3 separate regions of the Homo sapiens genome follow, and all the other regions are linked to region 1. Evidence: chromatin contacts called from ENCODE Hi-C or POLR2A ChIA-PET data. All regions are on one chromosome and are shown on one strand. Each heading gives the region's core, a stretch centred on a gene start or an enhancer-like site at or near the end of the contact. The rest is flanking DNA. Distances are from core to core; before and after follow the strand shown. Region 1 has its middle 170 kb from the start of LINC00604. Region 2 has its middle 130 kb from the start of PTGER4. Region 3 holds the start of LINC00604 (long intergenic non-protein coding RNA 604).

Region 1 (4,806 bases), core at 1,277-3,776:
GCAAAATCATGATGATGGGAGAACCAAAGACATGACAAAGTATGACGGTGATCAAAGAGACTTGCTCTGTGCCAGGTACTGCTCTAAGCTTCTTATATGAATTAACTTATTTCATCTTACAACTACCCTATGTAGTAGATATTATTACCTTTCCCATTTTACACATGGGAAAATAGAGAAGTAAGGTGTTAAATAACTTGTCTCCTCCTATAGCTTGTGAGAAATAGCCAGGATTGTCTGGACCTGAGCAGTCTGATCTTCTCAGAGCAGAAGGCCCTGGGGTCTAGACCTTCACCCTGCACTATATCACTAGTAAAGGGCTGGTTTTCTGGAAAACTCATTTATGCTTTTGCTAAACAAAGAGATTTTCATATTAAGACAAGTTCTTATGGAGGCAAAGCCATGAACTTCATGCCACTTAGAGCTTGTTTTTTTTGTTTGTTTGTTTTTGTTTTTGTTTTAATTATGTTTTAGAGATCAGGTCTTGCTATGTTGCCTAGGCTGGACTCAAATTCTCGGGCTCAAACAATCCTCCCACCTCAGCCTCCCAAGTCCCAAGTAGCTGGGACTGCAGGTGTGCAACACTGCATCCAGCTTTTCTTGATCTGTAATTCTTTAAATTTCTAGGGAAGACCAACATGAAAGAAAAATGTAAGCAATGGCAGTGCAGATGTGGTCTGGTGTCAATCTCCAGGGTACAATGGAGAGACTTGGAACCACATGCCCAGATGGAATGAGCTGTGCACCTGGGCCTCAATGGAGAGTCTTTGATAAATGGAAGGTGGCTTCCCAAGCAGTATGGACTTGCCTTGAACCAATGGTTTTTGTATTAGTTTTTAATTGCTACTATAACAATTACCACAAACTTAGTAGCTAAAGCAACACAAATTTATAGTCTTACAGTTCTGCAGGTAGGAAGTCTGATACAGGTCTTACTGGGCTAAACTCAAAGCATCAGCAGGGCTGTGTACATTTCTGGAAGCTCTAGGGGAGAATCCTCTTCTTTGCTTTTTCCAACTTTTAGAGGCTGCCCACATTCCTTTCCTCATGGTCCCCTTTCTCCATCTTCAAAGCCAGCAATGGCTGGTTGAGTTCTGTTCACATGGTATCACTTTGATCTTCTCTTCTGTCTTTCTCTTCCACTTTTAAGAACCCTTGTGATTATGTTGTGCCCACTCAGATAATGGAGGATGATCTCTCTATTCTAAAGTCAGCTTATTAGAAACCTCAATTCCATCTTGGTTCCCTTTTTCCATGTAACCCAACATATTCATAGGTTCCAGGGAGTAGGATATGAATATAAGTATTTTGGGGAGTCTTTACTTGCCTACCACAGTTTCCTAAAGAGTAAGGTGACTGGGGAAAAGAGGCATGTTTCAGCACATAGGGCTTATTCATTGAAGACTGGATGTTTGACTTGGAAGGAAAGCTTCCTTCCACTTGGCCAGTGAGATGCCTTTGGCAGTCACGCACACTGGCAGAGCACTAGTAGTGGAAGAGCTGTTAGCTGGCTAGCAGATAGGAGGGGAAGAGGCTGTGTCATACCTGGAAAGCCTGAAGTATCCTTGTTGCCTGAGGACAACTTGATTAAGCTGTTTCTAATGTTTGTAGAGAAGGAAGGTACTAAAGGTTTTTCCCTTAGCGAGGGAAAAGCCAAGCTGCTCCTCAGGTCAGGCATGGAGGGATGAGTGGAGAGGACCTCCTGTAGAGTTGGAATCTCAGTTAAAAGAGGTGGAAATATGAGCCAAATATATCTTTGATTGAAACAGAAACTCCCTTTCTTTCCTTTTCCCTTCCCCACCCTCACTTCCTTCCTTCTAGCTGCCAAATTTGTGCTGTTGCTGTGGTTTGGGAAGCTATGATTACATAAGCACTGCTCTTGTCTAAACAGGCTGTGTCCATAGTGTGAAAGCTAGGCTCATTCATATAGAAAACAACACTAAAGATAACAGCAAAACTTGACATCCACATTCGAAATTTTAAACTTATATTCTTTTAATGAGAGCGAAAGCAGTAATTAAAAAGGGCATGATTGGGGAGTGGGGGAGGTGTACAAAATTTACTTTAAAAATGGTACTGTTGACTGTTGGAGGCTTCTGATTTTTTTACGTTAAGCAAAATGGAAATAGTTGATTGAGACCCTAGAGAAGAATCATGTGATCTGAGTGAAAAGAAATCCACAGCGATTAGTCATCCAGTTGATGTCAAATAAATCACACAAAATGTTGCCTGTATATCGTGAAATGACTTTCTATTTTTTCCCCAGAGCAGACTACTCTTATCTTAGGTTGGTTTCCATGCATACCTAATTCCTGTTGTTTGGTGTCTGTGTGGACAGAATGATTGAAACAGCTGTGGACTTGCCTGACACTAAGTCATCAGCTATTGGAAAGAGTGCTTTGAACAAAGACATCATGCGCTGCCTGAAGGGAAGAGGAAGCCACAAACAGCATCAGAACATGAAGAAAATGTAGGTCACGGCTGCTACCCTGGTGATAGGGAGTACACTTTTATACCTTCATGACGTTGAAAGCATGAGAAGGATGCAGGGGGAATATACACCAGGAGACACATCATCTCTGAATACAAAGCGTAGAAATGTGTGTGTCTCAGACTTCCTTTTTCTTCTGAGTTAGCTCATTTAAGCAATCATATAATCGTACTTGGCGGATGGTGTGGGGCAGGGTGCATGTTTGTGCACTGTTACTGTGGAGATCTATTGCATATATTTTTAATTTTTACAATAGTTTTTGAAGGCTCTTTATATAAAAACAAAGCAAATACAAAACATTAATATACAAAGCATCAAGTCTTTAGCAAGTCTTTTGCCAAAATGAGCTTATTTCAGCATAAAGTGGAATAGCAAAATTTAAAGGAAGGGTAGGTGGCAACCTGATGAACTCCTTTCAATAAAAAGGATGTCCTAAATTTTCTTCTGTATTCATTTCTGTGCTTCCAATTTACTTGGCTCTAGATGTCTTAAATATGCTCCATGAACAGCTTTACTCGAAGGCACTAGGAATTTACAAAGGGGGAAAATTTTTAAAAAATATTGTCACACTGTTCTTTCTCCATGAAGTCCCACTTTCGCTCTTTGAGTGCTTCTTGCTGAATGTTTGCACAACATCCGGCTGCCTTTGCAGACGTGCCCTCCCACTCATCTCTATGGTTCCTTCTCTCCTTCCTTGGGCTGAGTCCTCCCCTCCTCTGGGGTCTTGATGCTTCCCAGAGCTCCTCCCTGGTAAAACTCTAAGCTGCTCTTGCAGGCTATAAGTTCATGCCCTTCCTTATGCATGGAGAATACTGGAAATAGAAGGCAGGTTATTTGTATCCATGACAATCCAGAACATTAAATTCGTCTGATAATGCTCTTTAACTTTTTGCAAGTTCTACCTGCTTTAGGCCCATCTGATAAGAATTTTAAAAAGAGGTTGGCAAACTATACCTGAGGATCAAATTCAGCCCACTGCCTCTTGTACAGCCTGTGTATTAAAGACCAATTTTATATTTTCAAATTGTTGAAAACAATTAAAAGAAGAATAATATTTCAAGACACATGAAAATCATGTGAAATTCCAATTTTGGCATCCACAAATAAAGTTTTATTGGGATTCCATTGCTTTCATTTGTTTATGTATTGTCTAAAATGTTGTTTTTGCACTACACTGGCAGAGTTGGCCTACAAAGCTGAAACATTCACTCTCTGGCTCTTTACAGAAAAAGTTTGTCAACCTCTGATTTAAACCAATTTTAAAATTTACATATTAATTTGCTAATGGTACACAAGAGAGAAAAATTTCCCAGGGCAGAAATTATATTTTTATCATTATTAAAACCTTAGTGGTTAACACAGTGATGTACTTGTAGCAGTTACTCAGTAGATATTTGTTGGAGAGATTTACAATGATCCAGCTTCTATGCAGCCTTTGGAAGAATATCTGTTTGGGGAAGCTTTGCCAGCAGGCAAGAGATTCATGTCTTTTCTCCTTAGCTTTTCTCTTCTCTGTATACATGTTGTGGAACATACACACCTAGAATGTAATCTTCTTTTTAACTGACCACAAAAATTTGGAATTTATCACACTTTCCACAATTGGAGATTTTATTCTAAAAATTATGTACTCTACTCAGAGGCTGTGTACTGGTTATCTATTACTGCATGCAAGTTACCCCAAACCCAGTGATTTAAAATAATAACCATTTTAATAAATTATTTATTTATATGACATACTTTTGTGGATTAGGAATTCAGGCAGGGCTTAGCTGGGGATTCTTCTGCTCCACACGGTTTCACTGGCATTACTGGAGAAGTATTCAGCCGGTGCCCAGGCTGCTCTGGAGGGTTCTGTGCCTGCTGCCTTGATGGGGATGGTGGGAAAGGGGGCTCAGCTGGCCCCTTCTCCATATAGTCTCAGGGCCTCTCCGTATGATCTCTTGAGCAAGGCAGTCAGAGCTGTGGCGGCTCAAAGCTCCCAGAGACCAAGGTGGAGACTGCCAGTTCTCTTAGAGTTAACGCCCAGAGGGCAGAGTGTCATTTCGGCCACACTGCATGCATCAAAGCAGTTACAAGCAAGCTCAGATTCAAAAGGAGGGGAAATAGACCCCATCTCTCAAAAGGAAGAGTGTTAAAGAATTTGTGGCCATCTTTAATCTGCCATAGGGCGCTTCTAGTTTGATTTTTAACTTCACTTATTTCCGTTATGTAGGACAGCCTCCTTTGTCCTTCTAACATATTATCTTTCTTAAACTGTCTTTTATGTTCTCATTTCTGAGCCCTGGAATTGTCAGGTGTCTAGACAAAGAGAG
Region 2 (4,558 bases), core at 1,689-4,188, 140 kb before region 1:
CAAAAACATATATTGGCACAAAAATGTGTCATATGAAGGCTCTCCTCTTGGCTTTTCAGCACCCATATAGTTAATAGTTATTATACTGAATGACTCAAATATTTAAGATGTTTCTAAGAAGTGCTTAACCTGATTTATACATATGATAATAAATGGGTATCTTCATTTTATTTGACTTGGTCTTATTCCAACCTTGTAGCATGGACTTTTCCCTATAATTTTATAGATAAGAAAACTGAGGCTTATAAAGTTCAAGCAATTTTCCTAAAGGTGTGCCTCTGGTCAGCTCGGTGAACTACCTGTTATTTCTACCACCTGGCATTGCTGATATCAGTCCTGAGTCACATGAAGCATCCAGCTTGGTGTCATGCAGTCAGGGACTTTTGATGATATAACTGATGATGAGAATGGTAGCTGTGAACAGAAAGTACTACTTCCACTACAAAGTTTATTTGAACTTCAGTTTTACATTTTGTTTTATGTCCTCTTATTACATATGGACTACAAGTCTGGAAAGCTTCCTTGATCTGCCAGATTGCCATATGTATGCTCTAAAGCAGTTTTGAATGAATTTGCAATATATGTGTACTTAATAGGGACCAATGCTTAACACAGAAGTATGACCTCTTGCCCCCTATTTTGAAAGAGACACTGTGTCCAAAAGATGATTTGACAGAGGTGAGGGGGTGTATGTATTGTCCCTGAGCTCTTTGATCTTGGGATTGGAGCAGCGTTCTGACCTTTTTATTCCAGAGGTCTTATACTTTTCCCAACACAATCTTTGTGGGATGTGAAGTAGATTGCAGAAACTGTTTAGCCAGCGTTTGGTAAAAGTGAGAGCTGGATAGGGCTGATAGGCAATTAATAGAAGAAAATGATATTTGGGGTTCTCTGTGGAACCTTTAGACCTGCTCCTTCACAGTTTTGCATTTCTCAACAGAGAATAAAGTTGTTTTCCTGTCTTTGTCCTCTTGCTTTCCCACTCATCTTTGTCAAATCCTAGCTGAGGACAATGAATAGTGGCATTTGTTTCTTTCTATTGACATTAAAGGTGGTGCCTCTCTATGCAGGAAAGGACCTGTTAGTATGCAGATAAATCCATGGGGGCACTCAAGTGCCAAAGCCTGTAATCATATTTTTTCATCAGCTTCAATTGTAGTTTGCAAGACTGAAAGTATGAAAATGAAAGCTTATAGCCGCACATACATTTGTGGACAAGGCACTTTAACTGCAGGGAGGCAATAGTCTTAGGATTGCTTTGGAACTCACGTCTTTTGGCATTATCTGGCTTTCTGGCCTCATGGCTCATTAGTCCTGGGGTGTGTGTGTGTGTGTTTGTGTGTATGTGTGTGTTACAGAAACAGAGAAAGACAGGAAGAGACTAAGAGAGGAATACAAAATGGGGAGAGGTATTTAGTTACCACCATTTAGTTGTATACTAGGATCGCTATTACATGCTTGGATTTGGAAGGGGCCACACGTACCTGTGGTAGACTCTGTTGGTTGCTTATGTTCCATTCCAATGCACTCAGCCCCTGGATATAAGTCACTTTTGGTGTAAAGCAATTACGACAATCTTGTTGCTCCTTGACAGTGACTTACCTGGGATGGCTATGTGATCCTGTTCTGGAAAAGAAAATGTGAGGAATATGCTGGGGAAGTCCTACTGTTGTGTGAAGACAGGTTCTTTGGAGCATTGTTGTTAGCCATCTTTTTTGTTTTTTGAGATAGAGTCTCACTCTTGTGGCCCAGGCTGGAGTGCAGCGGCGTGATCTTGGCTCACTGCAACCTCCGCCTCCTGGATTCGAGTGATTCTCCTGTCTCAGCCTCCCAAGTAGCTGAAATTACAGGCATGTGCCACCATGCCTGGCTAATTTTTTTTGTATTTTTTTGTAGAGACAGGGTTTCACCATGTTGGCCAGGCTGGTCTCGAACTCCTGACCTCAGGTGATCGGCCCACCTTGGCCTCCCAAAGTGCTGGAATTACAGGTGTGAGCCACCACACCTGGCCATTGTTAGCTATCTTTAACCTTGAGGGAAAACACTGAATACATACCAAAGCTGATTGAGTAGAAAATTTGAAGGACCTTGTGTTTTGATGACATAATTGAACCGTTGACTCAATCCGGGGCTGGCTTTTCTCTGGTCTCTTTGTTAGGTAATGTCCATGTGACTTAAGCCTATCAGTCAAGTTTTCTGTTACTTGCAAAAAACTATTCCTAATTGATACAATATCATAACAAGAATTATATATTATAATTTGCTTTTTAAATTTCACACTACAGAGCTCTTACACTATAATTAATAGGACAATTTAGTCACACAGAAAATGACATAAGCTAATAACACGAAATCAACAGAGAAGACACTTAAATATTATAAATAACTAAATAAGACATTAATTTAGCAAATATATAATGCATAAATGTGCCTTATTAGTTTGATGCCAATTATCTTTATAAAATTATCCAAGCTTAATTATCATCCTTCTATATCATATTAATATCAGTATCTGTATCAAATTTTGACACATTGGTATTTGCAAGTGAGTTGATGTTGTTGATGCCTCCATAAAGCAAGAACATATTTCAATACATTTAAAACAACATAGCACTGGTGCAGGTCACATATGAGGGTGAATTCTGGAAAAGTAGGCTCTAAAATAACAGATTACCTACAGTGTTCAAGATATCTGTGGCCAAAGTGTTGATGACCTAGGGTGTTTGTCCTTTCTCTGCCCTACTTTGCTCTCTGGTGAACAGCAAGAGAATATCCAGAGGCGCTGGAATAATTACCAGGAGGAAAAAATGTGGTAGGTTTGAACATGCTATTAACTAGAACACTGGTATCTCGGTATTTGAACCCCCACTCTATGTATATTTTCTCAAGCACTGCTTGCACATTACGCAGGAATGCCTGGCATTGGCACAGTAAATAGAACGTCTAGCTCCTTGATGCTCAAGTGTTGAGTCAACAGTTGTTCTTAGGCCAGCACATTTTCATCCTGAATGAAAGCAACCTAAAGTCTTTAAGAGATTATTAGGGAAAGAATATTAGTTTCTCAGTGGATTCAAAGCCAGCTGTGGAGGCCTTTAGTACAGTTTACGCTTCTTCAGTTCCCCTTTCTTCCACCTTTGGCATGCCTACAATTGGATGAAGTGCTTTTCCTGAAATAGCAATCACTCTTAAATCCATTAGCTGGAAACTGAAATGTTTCCCTAATTGTTTAAAGTCTCATTGTGAAAAGGAAGTTACTATTGATTGGAATATGAGAGGAAACAATCCCAAGTTTGTGATTCTTTTCCTTTCTATAAACATAGTCAGATAAGACTGACACACTCAGTGTCATCAGATTTACTTCTCAGAAGTTCCCCATTCATTACTAGAAGTTTCTTGTCTGTGTTTCTTTGTGCCCGTATTAGTCAGGGTTCTCTAAAGGGACAGAACAATAGGATATATGTATACATGAAAGGGAGTTTATTAGGAGAATTGACTCACCTAAGGTAAAGTCCCACAATAGGCCGTCTGCAAGGTGAGGAGTGGGGAAACCAGTCCGAGTCCCAGAACCTCAAAAGAAGGGAAGCTGACAGTGCAGCTTTCAGTCTGTGGCCCAAGGTCTGAGAGCCCCTGTCAAATCACTGGTGTAAGTCCAAGAGTCCAAAAGCTGAAGAACCTGGAGGCTGATATCCAAGGACAGGAAGCATTCAGCATGGGAGAAAGATGAGGGCCGGAAGACTCAGCAAGTCTGCTCTTTCCAACTTCTTCTGCCTCCTTTATTCTAGCAGAACTGGCAGCTGATTAGATGGTACCCACCCAGATTGAGGGTGGGTCTGCCTCTCCCAGTCCACTGACACAAAAGTTAATCTCCTTTGGCCACACTTTCACAGGCACACCCAGGAACAATACTTTGCATCCTTTCAATTCAATCAAATTGATGTTCAACAGTAACCATCACAGTGCACAATCATTTCGTGTGTGTGGGTGGGGGGGTGGGTGAGTGTGCGTGTGTTTGGGTTTGTCAATACTTTCTCTCCCTTAGTTTTATTCTTGGGCCTCTCTTATGTGATTTGGATCTTTGTTTTACTTTCAAAATTTTTATTGAGTTTTAATAATTTTTATCACATCTTCAAGCCATCACTCTGTCTTTTAAAAGTTAGTTGGCTCAGATGCAGAAAATTGAAACTGGATCACTTCCTTATACAAAAATTAACTCAAGATGGATTAAAAACTTAAATGTAAGACCCAAGACTATAAAAACCCTAGAAGAAAATCTAGGAAGTACCATTCAGGACATAAGCACGGGTAAATATTTCATGATGAAAAACACCAAAAGCAATTGCAATAAAAGCAAAATTGATAAATGGGATCTAATTAAACTAAAGTTCTGTAGAGCAAAAGAAACTATCATCAGAATGACTAGACAACTTACAGAATGGGAAAAAATTTTTGCAATCTATCCCATTGACAAAGGTCTAATATCCAGAGTCTATAAGGAACTTAAACAAATTTACAAGAAAAAAACAAGCAACCCCATTAAAAAGTGGGCAAATGATATGAA
Region 3 (4,575 bases), core at 322-2,821, 170 kb after region 1:
AAACATTAAAAAGTTAAGAATAAATAGAAGTTTTTTTTGTCTTTTGTTTTCTTCCTTTCAAGTATAAAACACTTCACAAATGCAATGCTATAGTAAATGTTTAAACCGTATAAAAGTATATAGATAAAAAATAGCAACATTTTCTTTTTCCTTCAAGTATCACTCTGTTCTCTAATTTTAACCAGTAGGTGATATTAACATTTTTAAAGGCTAAAAATAAATAATACTTAGAGTAAAGGGGAGAATAAATTTTCTAATAGAAAAAAAGTGATTTTAAATAAAAACTGATGTTGAAATCAATGAAAAAATATTGAGAGCATGAAGATAAGGGATAAACATTAAAGTAACTAATGGCAGGCACCTGTAGTCCCAGCTACTAGGGAGGCTGAGGCAGGAGAATGGTGTGAACCCAGGAGGCGGAGCTTGCAGTAAGCCGAGATCACACCACTGCATTCCATCCTGGGCGACAGAGCGAGACTCTGTCTAAAAAAAAAAAAAAAAAATGAAAATACTAAAACTTAGAAGTCATTAGAATTTATGCAAAAACAATAATATACACTAAAAGATATATAAATTGATAGATAATATTCTGATTATATATTTTTGTGAAATACATAATTATACATAATAATAATACATATATCTGTATACTATAAAACCTGATGACTTAAGCAAAACCCATATATTACATCTCACAAATTCTAGGTTATGAATTTGGGAAGTGTTTAGTTGGCAATTCCTTTGTTCCACATGGCATTAATAGGAGTTACTTGGTATTCATCTAAGGCCAAGCTGGTCAGGAAGGTCAATGTGAGACTCAATGATATCCAACATTTTGGTAGGGATTACTGGAAGGCTGGGTTCAACTGGATCTCCCCTTTTCCATATAGTTTCAATTCCTCTCTATATAGTCTCTCTAGAAGGGTAATTGGGCCTCTTGTATGACTGCTTAGGGCTCAAGAGAATATGTGGGCCTGCCTAGAACTGGCATAGTGTCAGTTCCACATTCTGTTGATCAAAGCAGTCATAATCAGACCCAGATTCAAGAGGAGGGTGAATAGATACCACAGCTAGATGGGAGAAGTTTCAAAGAATTTGTGGCCATCTATAATCTGCCACAGATGGTAAAGTAAATGTGTAAAGTGTGGCAAGAATGTAGAAAAAAAATAAAAGGAGATGAGCAAATGGAATCAAAATCTTCCATCAAAGCAGAACCAACAGCAGTTTAAAAAATAGAATATCCATATCTTCAATAACAACAAGGAGCTCAAATTCATCAAACAAACAAAACTGTAACTTAAACTAGCCAAGTGGCATGGATCCTCAGTAGAACTAACTGAAGAGAAACAACATGGCAAGGCCAACAACCCAGGACCTTTTATTTGTTTTTTATATGAGGGTATATTATTGTATTAGTTATCTATTGTTACCTAATAAACTAACAACCCCCTGCCCCACCAGAAAAAAAAAAAAAAACTTACCATGTTGCAGTTTTTGTGAGTCAAGAATCTGGCAGCAGTTCAGCTACGTGGTACTGGCTCAAGATTTCTCAAGAAGTTTCAGTAAAGACTGCCAGCAGGGTTGCAGTGTCATCTGAAGTCATGACTGGGGAGGGTCACTTCCAAGATGACTCATGCAGTTCTTGGCAGGAGGTTTTTGTTTCTGGCTACATGGGCCTGATCATAGAACTACTCATGACACAGCTTCCCCCAGAGTGGGTGATCCAAGGGCAAGAAGGTGCTCATCTAAATAGGAAGATGCAATATTTCTATAATCTGATTTTGGAAATGACATATCATCACTTCTCCTGAATGCTATTGGTTACAGTGACTGACCCTCGTACAGAATAAGAAGGGGGTAAACCAGGGTGCAAATACCAGGAGGCATGAATTATTGGGGCCTCTTGAAGGCATGTAGAGGAGTATCCAAAGAGTAAGGGAAACCTTTGCCTTCACTCTCATGTCACATCTGAAAGCTCACATCTTTTGCAAGAAATAGTTTTTTTCTACAGTTTTATCTTAAATTAAAAGATGCAATCCCTCCTGGAAAGGAAAGACACAGGGGCTCTTAAGACAGACTGTGCATACACAAATTTTTATTCTATGCCAGCTTCATGGTATGGTTAACTGCATTCTACAAGTGCCCACTGCAAATACTATCCTAAGAGAACAATGGACCGGTAAATATCCAATGGCTTGCTCTTTATGAAGATAAAAGTATAATAAAGCTTGCAGTGCATTGCAAGTGGGTTTTGGAAGACATTTCATTATGGCCATATAAAAAGTATACAAAATAGATTTAGATAATGCTTTTCACTCATAGCAAAAATACCAGCTTACAAAAGATATAAAAGAAAATGAGGTATGTATCACATCAATATTTAGGTCTGGAAGTAAGATTTAAAGGTCCGCTAGCCTAATACTTTTCAATCTGTTGACTTTGTTGAGTTATTTTTAATTGCTAATTTGTATACTATGAAATTTTCTTTGTGGAATACAGTTCTATGGCTTTTGACAAATGCATAGAGCCATGTATCTACCACCATACTTGTGATATGGAACAGTTCCATCACTCCCAAATTTTTTTTGTGTGTGGTCTCTTTGTTGTTAGCCCTTTCCATCCCCCAAACCCTGGCAACCATTAATCTTCTATCTGTCCTTGGAGTTTTGCTTTTTCCAGAATATTCTATAAATGAAATAATAAAATATGTAGTGTATTGTGGCTGGCTTCTTCTACTTTACAAAAAAATTGAGATTCTTCCATTTGTTGAATAGATCAATAGTTAGTGTTTGTTTTTATTTTATGCCAATAAAATCAGTTCTGGCCTTCTGATCTCTTTTGCACTTCATTGTCACTAAAGTAGTTTTTGATTTGGCTTTTCTCCCCAGTTTTGGTCTTGGTCTGTTTCTGGGTTAAAACACCTTGGTTCTGTTCAGGAATTTGGGAAACCTATGTTCTTAACAGTTGTACTAAAAGGAGAGATGGATAACTATTGTCCTGTAAATGATCCAGTATATATTTTTGTGTCAGATCCACATTTTGTTGATCAGGTATTGCCACAATAATGCTACATAAAAAACCACTCTAAAAACAAGTGGCTTACAGAAACAGTGTTCTTTCTTATGCCCCAGGATCTGTGCATCAACTGGGGTTTGGCTGATCTAAAGTCAATTAAGCCAGGTGGCTCTGCTTCAGGCTGAAGATTGGATGTTTTTTTCCAGGCTGTGGGTTGGATATAGTTCTGTCCCCTTATGTTTTCTTCTGTTTTCCTTTCTAGTCTGAAATAAGTTGCTGTCTGGGACATGTTCTACTCATGTCGGATCACTAGAGTCTAAAAGTCAAGCCAAGTCATTCAAGCATGTGAGGGCTGTACTTACATAGTGTCTCCTAACATTCTGCTGGCTAATGCAGATCTCGTGGCCAAGTCTAATATCAGTGGTGCAGGCAGATATGCTCTAAGCAGAGTGGGAAGGAGAGGTAGAATGAACTTTTATTGAACAATAATCCTAACTACTATATGTGGTCAGCAGTGTACCTAATTGAATTGACACAAGATAAATCAGAATTCCGTATTTTCCCGGACTTAATATTTATTTGGTACAAGATCACAAAGCAAGTTACTGATTCAAGACTAAAACATTACACAATTATTCCAAGTTTTTGTTTGACTCATTGGCTACCTCACTTCAACACATTGACTCTAAGCAGACACAACGGGGCAGTGAAACTAAGAGTTCAATCCTGAAACCACTGTCTTTGAGAACCATCATTACATATGCACTGGACTTTCATAGGCTGCCTGATGCCAGTTTAGGTGCTGTGATGTTGTATAATTTAAATTGGGAATTATTACTTCTTTTGGGAAGTTTACACTCAGAACAGACTGAGATGTCTGTTCTAAGATGGTATTTAGTCACACAAATCAAATACAAGTAGAGAATAATAAAATGTACAGCTGGAAGGAATTTAAACCACTACTCTAATTTCAAAGATCAGAAATTAGAGACCCAGAAAGATTAAATAATTTTCTGAAGGACAGTTGATGTAAGATTTAAGTCTAGAGTGTGGAATTTTTTTGTACTGGTGATTAGAAGGTGAAAACAGCATTCACAGCTATCAGAATTTATTGAAGGCTGGGGAGTTCCATGCCCTTAGTTATTTTTCTAAGTGGGGTAAACTATTTAGCAGTTAAGGCACACTTGCTACACTGACAGAAGATTTCAGACAATGCAAAAATGGAAACAATATGTCTGAATGTTCAGGTACATTACAAGAACTCATAGGCCCATTCACTGAATTAGTCTGTAGCCATGCTTTTGATCAGGGGGCTAAACTGGGTCCGTGGGATACAGTTTATTACAAGTAACAATGGCAGAGAGAAACTGAGATTTGTGGTATTTTATCATAGGAAGCAGATATATTCTCATGGTCATGAGGGCATTCTTAGCTTTTGGAGTGTTTGTGAGCGAGCTGGGGTGCTCTTACTCTCATTCTGATACTGCCAGCTTCTAGATTGTTCTTCCCTCTCTGCTGCCACTAATTATGAGCCCAGGAGAGGGAACTCAGAAACTATTC

Evidence for each region. Hi-C counts contacts between places; a loop is a spot of excess contacts on that map. ChIA-PET counts read pairs that join two places held with the same protein, here RNA polymerase II (POLR2A). Pooled maps may share reads with other maps.
Region 2: a pooled map shows a loop between it and region 1 (2.6-fold over the local background). The contact joins two enhancer-like sites. A Hi-C loop is called at or near these places in 2 of 50 pooled maps. POLR2A ChIA-PET finds 5 or more read pairs at or near these places in 3 of 52 experiments (MCF 10A, PC-9 and activated B cell).
Region 3: a pooled map shows a loop between it and region 1 (3-fold over the local background). The contact joins the promoter of LINC00604 here to the enhancer-like site in region 1. A Hi-C loop is called at or near these places in 4 of 50 pooled maps. POLR2A ChIA-PET finds 5 or more read pairs at or near these places in 3 of 52 experiments (AG04450, WTC11 and activated naive CD4-positive, alpha-beta T cell).

Annotation. Positions count from the first base shown.
Region 1 is chr5:40,408,136-40,412,941 of GRCh38, reverse strand. No RefSeq gene overlaps it. Among named protein-coding and RNA genes, the nearest start is that of LINC00604, 170 kb to the right of the region's middle. Within about 2 kb of position 2,526, at least 13 of the 41 ENCODE cell types and tissues checked have a DNase peak (open chromatin) inside an H3K27ac peak, as active enhancers do.
Region 2 is chr5:40,550,756-40,555,313 of GRCh38, reverse strand. No RefSeq gene overlaps it. Among named protein-coding and RNA genes, the nearest start is that of PTGER4, 130 kb to the left of the region's middle. Within about 2 kb of position 2,938, at least 4 of the 41 ENCODE cell types and tissues checked have a DNase peak (open chromatin) inside an H3K27ac peak, as active enhancers do.
Region 3 is chr5:40,237,343-40,241,917 of GRCh38, reverse strand. LINC00604 (long intergenic non-protein coding RNA 604) reads right to left here and starts at 1,571. Exons shown (of 4, transcript NR_170327.1): 1 at 1,482-1,571; 2 at 362-483.